Regions from separate parts of the Homo sapiens genome. Here region 2 is linked to region 1. A link is a loop called in an ENCODE intact Hi-C map of the cell type or tissue named here. Cell type or tissue: heart left ventricle. All regions are shown on one strand.

Region 1 (5,000 bases):
ACATGAGCCAATTTCTGGGTCTAGCGTGTCCACGCCTCTCCTCTCTGGGTCTGGAATCCCTGGGCTTCTCCTCCCTGGGCCTTCTTAGATTTGGAGTCCCTGTGCCTCCCCTTTGTGAGTCTAGAATCCCTGGGTCCTCCTGGGTCTGGAGGTAGAGGTTTCAGTTTAGAGATTGGAATGCAGGGTCTCCATATCTTCTCAGCCCAGTTCTGGGGTACCTGGGCCTCTTCCTGGGCCACACCTCTCCTCCCTGGGCCTTCCTAGATCTGGGCTCCCTCTGCCTCCTCTTTCTGGGTCTGGAATCCCTGGGCCACCCTGGGTCTGGGGTCCCTGCATCTTGCCTCCCAGGTCTCCCTGGGTCTGGTCTCCTCCCCTCCCCTCCCTGGGGATCTGGTCTAGGGTCCCTGTGCCACCCCTCTCTGGGTCTGAGGTCCGTGAACCACCTTGGGTCTGGGTCCCTGTGTCTACCCTCCCCTCCCCTCCCAGGGTCTGATGTCCCCTCACCTCCCCACCCCCGCCAGGCCCAGGATCCCCACCCACCTCCTCCCGGTGGCACACACGGATGCGAGTCTTGATGTAGGGGAAGGCGTGGTCGGTGCTGAGCAGCGTCTTACGCTTGTGTTGCTCGGGCAGCTCCCCGTGTGCGCGCCCATCCGGCGTGAACGGCGTGCAGAACAGGAATGTGCGAAGCCCATAGTTGCGGTCAAAGTAGGTCACCCGGTCCTTGAGCTCGTAGGTATCAAAGTACGGTTCCACATACGTGATCTGGATGTAGGCCTGGGCGCAGGGTCAGGTGTGAGGATCCCACAGCCCCAGCACGCACAGCCCAAGCCCTGTTCCTGGAGAGAGGGGATCTGGGGACTTTGTCATTTCCAAGTCTTCCTATGTCTGGATGTTTGGGAATCCCCTGAGGAATAGGTTTTGGGGTCCCTCAGTGAAATATGATTTGGGGTTTCCCAGAGAAAGAGGATTTGAGGGTCCCCAGGAAACAGCACTTGGAGTCTCTGTGAATCTAAGATTTTGGGGAAATGGTTGGGGGACCCACCTTTTGTGAGTCAAGCTTGGACTTGTCCACAGGGTTAGAGTCTTTGATAATCTCAACGACGTCGTCGCCAAATCTCTCCGTGTAGAACTCCTGGAGACACAGGGCTGACTCGGGGCCACCCAGGGACAGCCCCTACTCCAGCCCCAAGGCAGCCCCATGCCCCGTTCCACCCCCAACCACAAGGACGTGCCTCCAGCCGGTGTGAGATCTCTGCCAGCTTCGTGATCGATGGCTCCTTGTACACAAACTCCTGCTCATCCAGGTCACCGAAGTGGGCGCCGTAGAAGCCCACGCGGAAATACGTCCCGAACACGCGCTGGGGCTGTGAGAAAGGGTGTGGTTGTCCGGGAGGCCCCTGCTGGAGGTCTCCCTGCCCCAGAGATAGGTGTCTCGAATATCAGGATGGGAGTGTGAGGACCCCGAGAACATCAGGGCATGGGCACAGGCAGGGGGCCCTGAGAACATTGGGGCATGGATTGCAATAGGAAGTTAGGACTGGGGCTGTATTGTTTACGGGTGTGTCCCTAATGCCCGTGGGACAGGGTATACAGCAGGTACCCAATACATGCATAGATGGCTGAGGAGAGGGATGGCTGTCTCTCACTCTAGGATGGAGGCTCTGCCTCCTTTGTTCTAGGGCATTCTCCTTCCTGTGCCCTGAGGCCCACAAGAATGGGTATACAGTAGGTACCCCATAAATGCTTGGATGGCTGAGGGAAGGGATGGCTGTGTCTCACTCTAGGACAGTGGCTCTGGTTCCCTTGTTCCATGGCATTCCCCTGCTCCTGTCCCCAGCCCTAAGTTTGGAAGAAGGAACCCCCTCCCTACCACCCTAAAAACACCACCCCATGACTGGAAAGGAAGTAGAATGGCTGGATGTTCACTTACCAAGGCCGATCCGGGGAGGATGGGGCAGACATGGTGGGGCCAGAGGTGTGGGGGACAGAGAGACAATGTCATGGGAGAGGTCAGAGGTCAGAGTTCCCTCAACCCCCAGGGTCCTGGTTAACACTGCCCCGTGAGAATCATTCCGTGGGGGGAGAGATCAGAGACGGGAGGGGGGCGGGGGCGAAGAGGACCTGCCCTCCCCACCCAGCTCCCACCCAGCCTGCCTGCCTGGGCTCTGGGTTTCTGCCATCTTTGGCCAGAACATTCTCCCCAAACTAGGAGATGCCTAAAAATAGACCTAAGCAGGGAAGAAGCGGGATTCGGGGGGGCTGGAGCGGGAGGACACATTAACCAGAAATGAGGAGCAGAGAGCCTGGGGGAGGCTGGAAGCTGGGTACGCAGGGAGAGACAGAGACTAAGAGACAGTGAGATACCAAGATAGGGAGAGCCACGTGATAGACTGGGGAGAGATGAGAAAGAGACCAAGAGACCATGAGGGAGTCAAGAGTCACCCCGCCACCCCCCTGCAGTGACCAAGCTGGCCCTGGCAGAGGGAGGGGTGTCTCTGGAGAGCTCCCAGCTGGGTGAGTCACAAGCTGCCCTCGAGATCTGGGGCGGGGGGTGGGGGCATTTTTGGGGAAGGGAGGGAAATAATGGGGTGGGTCCCTTGTGGCCACAGCCCCAGCCCCAAGGGCCAGCGGCCATGCTCCTCTGGTGCCCCCTGGTGTTCACTGATGGCTGCTGGCCAGTCATCACGGGGGTCCCAGAGGCAGGTGGCTGTCCACCAAGGCTGACTCACCTCCCAGCCGGAACTCTGTGGGGAAGAGAAGGGTCAAGGTCAGCAGATCCCTGGGGATGAGGAGTGGGGATGAGGAGTGGGGCTGAGGGTGGGGTCTGGGGAGGGGGTCCTGGGCCCACCTGGTGCATGATCTTGGTGAAGGCCTCCTGCAGTTTGCCGTGCACCGCGGCCAGCTTCTTGTAGTCACGGTGGGCTTCCAGGATGGGGATGAGGTTCTTGTAGACCTCATTCACCGCCTCGTAGAGCCCGCCCTGAGGGTGAGGTGGGGTCAGGATTCCCCAAACTGTCTTCCTCTCTCCACTGTGCTCCTGTCTACCCATCTCCCTTGTGAGCCTCCGTGCTCCTACCCACCCTCCATCACCTCCTCCAGGAAGCCCACCCTGACCACCCCTATCCCAGATAGGGGTTGAGCCTTTCCACTCAGCTCCCACAGAGGGCTCCATGGTCTTCACTGCTACTTATCTTTTTTGTTTTTTTGAGATAGGGTCTCACTCCATCACCCAGGCTGGAGTGTAGTGGTACAATCATAGCTCACTGCAACCTCCAACTCCTGGGCTCAAGAGATGCTCCCACCCTAGCCTCCCACATAGCTGGAACTACAGGTACATGCCACCATGCCCAAATAATTTTATTTTAGTTTTTGTAGAGTCAGGGTCTCACTATATTGCCCTAGTTGGTCTTGAACTCCTGGGCTCAAGTGATCCTCCTGCCTTGGCCTCTTGATTAGCTGGGATTACAGGTGTGAGCCACCACTCTCCCAGCCCTTCACCACTTTTAGCAAGAATATTCTATGGCACAGGTACGATGTACATCTGCACTTCACCCATCTGTCTTCCCTCATTGATGGGAGAAGCAGTTTTTTTTTCCTATTCCTCAAAGAGGAAAGTGAGTCTCAGAGACAGAGGCATTCCCCAGGGCCAAGACCCAAACACCCACCCATCTGGCCCTGTGCCCATGACCTCCATGCCCAACTGCCTTCTGGCATGTGGTAATATGCCCCTCACCCCCAGCGGGTGCTGGCATCAAGCCTGGCTCAAAACAGGCATCCTGTGAGGTTTGCTGACTGTCAGAAGGCCTGTGTCCACCCCCTGGTTTCTTCCCCTGAGGCTTTTGTGTGTGTATGGTTTTTTTTCGTAATCTTTTTTTTAATACTTTGGGGTACATGCGCAGAACGTGCAGTTTTGTTACATAGGTATACACGTGCCATGGTGGTTTGCTGCACCCATCAACCTGTCACCTACATTAGATACTTCTTCTAATGCTATCCCTCCCCTTAACCCCACCCGTGTATTTTTTTTTTTGAGATGGCTGCAGTCCAGTGGTATGATCTCGGCTCACTGCAACCTCTGCCTCCTGGGTTCAAGCAATTCTCCTGCCTCATCCTACTTAATAGCTGGGATTACAGGCATGTGCCACCACGCCCAGCTACTTTTTTTGCATTTTTAGTAGAGACGGGGTTTCACCATATTGGCCAGGCTGGTCTCGAACTCCTGACCTTGTGATCTACCCACCTCGACCTCTCAAAGTGCCGGGATTACAGGCGTGAGCCACTGCACCCAGCCATATTTGTATTTTTAGTAGAGATGGGGTTTCACTATATTGGCCAGGCTGGTCTCAAACTCCTGACCTCGTGATCCGCCTGCCTCGGCCTCCAAAGTGCTGGGATTACAGGCATGAGCCACTGCGCCCATGCCCAGCTAATTTTTTGTATTTTTTTTTTTTTTTGTAGAGGCAGGGTTTCTCTATGTTGCCCAAGCTGGTCTTGAACTCCCGACCTCAAGTGATCTGCCCGCCCCGGCCTCCCAAAGTGCTGGGATCACAAGCGTGAGCCACCGCACCTGGCCCTTCCTCTGAGGCCTTCGTCTCCAAGAATCCAGCAAAGTGACAATAATGAAAATAATGTCACTAAAGGGCCAGCACCACAGAAGAAATCTCACTGGAACACCTGACTTCAAGTGTGACCTTGAATCTCACTGAGCTCTCAAATGTAACTGCCAGTTCCCCAAAATGTGAGGAACTGAGAAACAGGTAAAATGACATCACATGGACACAGCCAGCCCCACACAAACCAGAAAAACACACGGAGCAAAGGCCCCAGGGCTCCTGCAAGTTAAATGTAGAAACCACCAACTGCCCTCATACAAACAAGCAAACTAGAGAAGAAAACCCCTTTTCCACAGTGGAAAATCAGTTGCCGGGCATGCTGGCTCACGCCTGTAATCCCAGCACTTTGGAAGGCCGAGGCGAGAGGGTTGCATGAGTCTAGGA
Region 2 (5,000 bases), 270 kb before region 1:
TCTATTAAAAATACAAAAAATTAACCGGGCATGGTGGCAAGCACCTGTAATCCCAGCTACTCGGGAGTGAGCCGAGATCATGCCATTGCACTCCAGCCTGGGCAACAAGAGCAAAACTCCGTCCCAATAAATAAATAAATAATAATTAAAAAAAAAATAGCCAAGTGAGACGGTGTGTGCCTGTGGTCCCAGCTACTTGTGAGGCTGAGGTGAGAGGATCCCTTGAGCCCAGGAGTTTGAGGCTGCAATGAGCTTGGTCATGCCGCTGCACTCCATCCTGGGCCACAGAGTGAGACACTATCTCCCCTCTAACCCCCAAAAATGAAAGGAAACAAAAGACGTCGAGATGATACTAACTAAATGCTATCTCTACACCATTACCTGCCAAAAATCTCTGTCCCCAAATCTGCCCTCTGTTAGACATTAGCCAACTTCAGGGAAGGGTTTTAAGGTGTCATCAAAGACACTTGTTTCTCATTGATCAGAAGTATTGGAAAGGGTCCACACCATCATTGCTTGAGTCAGTTATTAAATGCCACTTTTGACTTCTCGCCAGGGTGTGTTCCAGGAAGATCATCTGAAGCTGCTGGGAGCTTGAAGCTGAGGGCAGTGGTCGGCGCTGTTGGTAGGAATTGTGGAGCTTGGGCAGCCTGAAGGCTTTGTGTCTTGGCTTTGGGCAGAGGGTCAGCTTTTCCCAGAGGTCTCACTGTACTTCAGCCCATGCTCTGGTGTAAGGCAGAGGACAGGAGGCATAAGTGGGCTTTAAAGCCAGGATTTGGAACTCAGCTTTTACACTTCCTTGCTTTGTGAGTGAAGTCACTTCTCCATGCTTTGGGCTCCTTATCTCTAAGTGTGGGCTTGTCAGAAAAATTTAAAAGCCCACTAAAGCACTTGGTACAGAGTAGGCATTCACAGTCTGTGGTGCGGCTGTGCAGGGAAGATTATGGCTCCGAATCCATGCTGTGACCTTCCTAAGTGGTTGTGGAGGGGCTGATGCACCCTGCCTAGTGGTGCAGGGCCACCATGTAGGGAGGGCCCAATGTCTGATAGGATAGAGCCAAGGCACGCTTCTTTCTCAGATCCAAGTGACAGCCGAATCTAATATGAACATTTCTGAGTTCTCCCCCACACCTTGTTTTCAGGGACGGTCTCACTCTCTCTCCCAGGCTGGAGTGCAGTGATGCAATCTCAGCTCACTGCAACCTCGACCTCCCTGGACTCAAGCTGTCCACCCACCTCAGGCTCTCAAGTAGCTGGGACTACAGGTGTGCACCACCATGCCCAGCTAACTTTTGTGTATTTTTTTTGTAGAGACAGGGTTTCGCTATGTCACCCAGGCTGTTCTCGAACTCCTGAATTCAAATGATCTTCCCACCTCGGCCTCCCAAAGTGCTGGATTACAAGTGTGCATCACTGCACCCGGCCTGAGTTCTCCCTTGAAAAAAAAGGCGGGGGCGGGGGGGAGCAGTTTGGAGATAGGGTCTCGCTGTGTCACCCAGGCTGGAGTGCATTAACGACCCATTGCAGCCTCGACCTCTTGGATTCAAGCAATCCTCCCACCTCAGCCTCCCAAGCTGCTGGGACCACAGACACACACCACCACACCGGCTAATTTTTTAAGTTATTTGTAGAGATGAGATCTCACTGTGTTGCCCAGGCTGATCTCAAACTCCTGGGCTCAAGTGATTTTCCTGCCTCAGCCTCCCAAGGAAATAAAATATTCTTGGATTCTTGGTTAGCTTTAATTATTTCCGCTTTCCAGGCTAGCCCAGGAGTTGCCCTCCAGCACGTCCTTTGAAAAGTACTTTTCGGCCGAGCGTGGTGGCTCACGCCTGTAATCCAAGCACTTTGGGAGACCGAGATGGGAGGATCACCTGAAGTCAGGAGTTGGAGACCAGCCTGACCAACATGACGAAACCCTGTCTCTACTAAAAATACAAAAATTAGCCGGGCATGGTGGTGGGCGCCTGTAATCCCAGCTACTCAGGAGGCTGAGGCAGGAGAATCACTTGAACCTGGAAGACGGAGGTTGCCGTGAGCCAAGATGGTGCCATTGCACTCCAGCCTGGGAGACAGAGCAAGACTCCGTCTTAAAAAAAAAAAAAAAAGTATCTTTCCCACTGTTGTGATTAGAAAGACCAGCAGAGGGCATCAGAGACTTAGTTCGGAGACAGAACGTAGCTGATTCCATCCTGCCTTACTTAGCCCCCATGGAATGGCTCAACGCAGGTTCCTTTTGTCCGCGGGCAGCAGCAAGTGGAGGTCGTGCAGCTTCCACTTGCACCAGTTTACTGTGCCTTGGAATTGGATAGATGATGGCAGAAGTCGAGGCCCCACGGAGGGGCCACCTTCATCTCTGGAACCTGCACCTTTACCTACTTATGTCCACAAAAAGAGTCAGACTCTGAATCTTTTTTTGTTTTTTTTTTTGTTTTGTTTTGTTTTGAGACGGAGTTTTGCTCTTGTTGCCCAGGCTGGAGTGCAATGGCACGATCTTGGCTCACCGCAACCTCTGCCTCCCGGGTTCAAGCGATTCTCCTGCCTCAGCCTCCCAAGTAGCTGGGATTACAGGCATGAGCCACCATGCCCGGCTAATTTTTTGTATTTTTAGTAGAGACGGGGTTTCTCCATGTTGGTGAGGCTGCTATCAAACTCCCAACCTCAGCTGATCCACCCACTTCGGCCTCCCAAAGTACTGGGATTACAGGCGTGAGCCACCGCGCCTGGCCCAGACTCCGAAAATATCTGAAGAGATTTATTCTGAGCCAAATATGAGTAACCAATGGCCTGGGACACAGCCCTCAGGAGATCCTGAGAACATGTACCCAAGGTGGTTGGGGCATAGTTTGCTTTTATACATTTTAGTGAGACATGAGACATCGGTCAATATGTGTAAGATGGGCTGGGGGTGCCCTGGCTCACACCTGTAATCTCAGCACTTTGTGAGGCCGAGAGGGGCAGATTGCTTGAGCCTAGAAGTTCAAGACCAGTCTGGGCAACACAGTGAGACTCTGTCTCTACAAAAAAATACAAAAACTAGCCAGATGTGGTGGTGCGTGCCTGTAGTCCCAGCTACTTGGGAGGCTGAGGTGGGAGGATCACCTAAGTTAGAGAAGTTGAGGCTGCAGTTGACCACGCTGATCTCGAACTCCTGGCCTCAAGCAATGATCCTGCCTCAGCTTCTCAAAGTGGTGGGATTATAGACGTGAACCACCACACCCAGCCAACAGAAGTTCTTTGTTTTTTTTTTTTGGTCCCAAACTTTACCGTTGACAACCGAAGTATTTTAAAGCAAATCCCAGATATCCTGTCATATTACCCCTATAATTTCATTTTCTTTCTTCCTTTTTTTTTTTTTTTTTTTGAGACAGATTCTCGCTCTGTTGCCCAGGCTGGAGTGCAGTGGCATGATCTCGACTCACTGCAACCTCCCAGGTTCAAGCAATTCTCCTGTCTCAGTCTCCTGAGTAGCTGGGACTACAGGTGCACGCCACCACGCCCAGCTAGTTTTTGTATTTTTAGTAGAGACAGAGGTTTCACCATATTGGTCAGGCTGGTCTCGAATTCCTGACCTCAGGTTATCTGCCCCCTTTGGCCCCCCAAAGTGTTTGGATTACAGGTGTGAGCCACCACGTCTGGCCTATAATTTCATTTTCTTATATCATGACACTACCATTATCACACCTATCAAAGTCCACAATTATTATTTGGTATCATCTGATATTACATTTCCCTGAGGATCTCAAAAGTGTCCTTTTACACTTGGTTTGTTTGATTCATGATCCAAACAAAGTTCACATACTGTATTTCGTTGTTGTGATTTTTCAGTCTCTCTTTTTTAAGACGGAGTCTCGCTCTGTCGTTCAGACTGGAGTACAGTGGCACAATCTCACCTCATTGCATCCTCCGCCTCCTGGCTTCAAGTGATTCTCCCTGCCTCAGCCTTTTGAGTAGCTGAGATTACAGGCACCCACCACCATACCCGGCTAATTTTTGTATTTTCAGTAGAGATGAGGTTTTGCCACATTGGCCAGGCTGGTCTTGAACTCCTGACCTCAGGTGATCCTCCCTCCTCGGCCTTCCAAAATGCTGGGATTACAGGCATGAGCCACTGCGCCCAACCTTAAGTCCTTTTTTTTTTCTTTTTGAGACAGAGTCTTGCTCTGTAGCCCAGGCTGGAGTGCAGTGGTGCGATCTCGGCTCACTGCAACCTCCACCTCCCAGGTTCACACCATTCTCCTGCCTCAGCCTCCCGAATAGCTGGGACTACAGGCTCCCACCACCACACCCGGCTAATTTTTTTTTTTTTTGTATTTTTAGTAGAGATGGGGTTTCACCATGTTAGGCAGGATGGTCTTGATCTCCTGACCTCGTGATCCACCCGCCTTGGCGTCCCAAAGTGCTGGGATTACAGGCCTGAGACACCATGCCCGGCCTCTTAAGTCTCTTTTAACCTAGAAGAGTGCCCCCTATGCATACACTTTTGATGTGTTGCAGAAAACCACTTTTTTTTTTTTTCTGAGACAGAGTCTCACTCTGTCGCCCAGGCTGGAGTGCAGTGGCGTGATCTCAGCTCAGTATAACCTCCCCATGCCGAGTTCAAGTGATTCTCCTGCCTCAGCCTCCTGAGTAGCTGGGATTACAGGCACCTGCCACCACGCCCGGCTAATTTTTGTATTTTTATTAGAGACAGGGTTTCACCATGTTGGTCAGGCTGGTCTCAAACTCCTGACCTCAAGTGATCCACCCGCCTCACCTTCCCAAAGTGCTGGGATTACAGGCATGAGCCACTGTGCCCGGCCCAATTTTATCACTTCTGATGGGTGCCCAGGTCAATCGTTTCATTAATAGCTGTACAAAGAAGCCAGTTCTTTTGTTCTTGCAATCTTATTTATAGCTGGTGAGCCACAGGCATTTCACATTTCCTGTTACTGATTCACCAGGTGAACAAATAAAAACCTGAAAGAGCCAGTCCTTCAAGATGGATCTGGAGTGGCAGA

What was found. A loop is a pair of places that touch in the nucleus more often than their neighbours do. Peaks named below come from ENCODE experiments on the same cell type or tissue, not always from the same donor. Only the 100,000 strongest peaks of a DNase experiment are listed, where the experiment ranks them.
Region 2: a loop joins it to region 1, with 2.6 times the contacts of the local background. A loop is called at or near these places in 20 of 110 quality-filtered maps.

The regions. Positions count from the first base shown.
Region 1 is chr19:11,201,349-11,206,348 of GRCh38, forward strand. It overlaps DOCK6 (dedicator of cytokinesis 6), which reads right to left. Exons shown (of 48, transcript NM_020812.4): 40 at 2,852-2,983; 41 at 2,733-2,747; 42 at 1,236-1,361; 43 at 1,046-1,135; 44 at 541-777. DOCK6-AS1 (DOCK6 antisense RNA 1) reads left to right here and starts at 2,280. Exons shown (of 3, transcript NR_186345.1): 1 at 2,280-2,517; 2 at 4,462-4,760. In heart left ventricle, a CTCF peak has its summit at 2,657 (motif pointing left); DNase peaks (open chromatin) are centred at 2,213 and 2,603; H3K4me3 peaks cover 792 bases; H3K27ac peaks cover 3,158 bases.
Region 2 is chr19:10,934,680-10,939,679 of GRCh38, forward strand. No RefSeq gene overlaps it. Among named protein-coding and RNA genes, the nearest start is that of TIMM29, 8.4 kb to the left of the region's middle. RefSeq lists a silencer at 1,395-1,726 and an enhancer at 2,656-3,155. In heart left ventricle, a CTCF peak has its summit at 2,162 (motif pointing right); no DNase peak of the experiment used is centred here.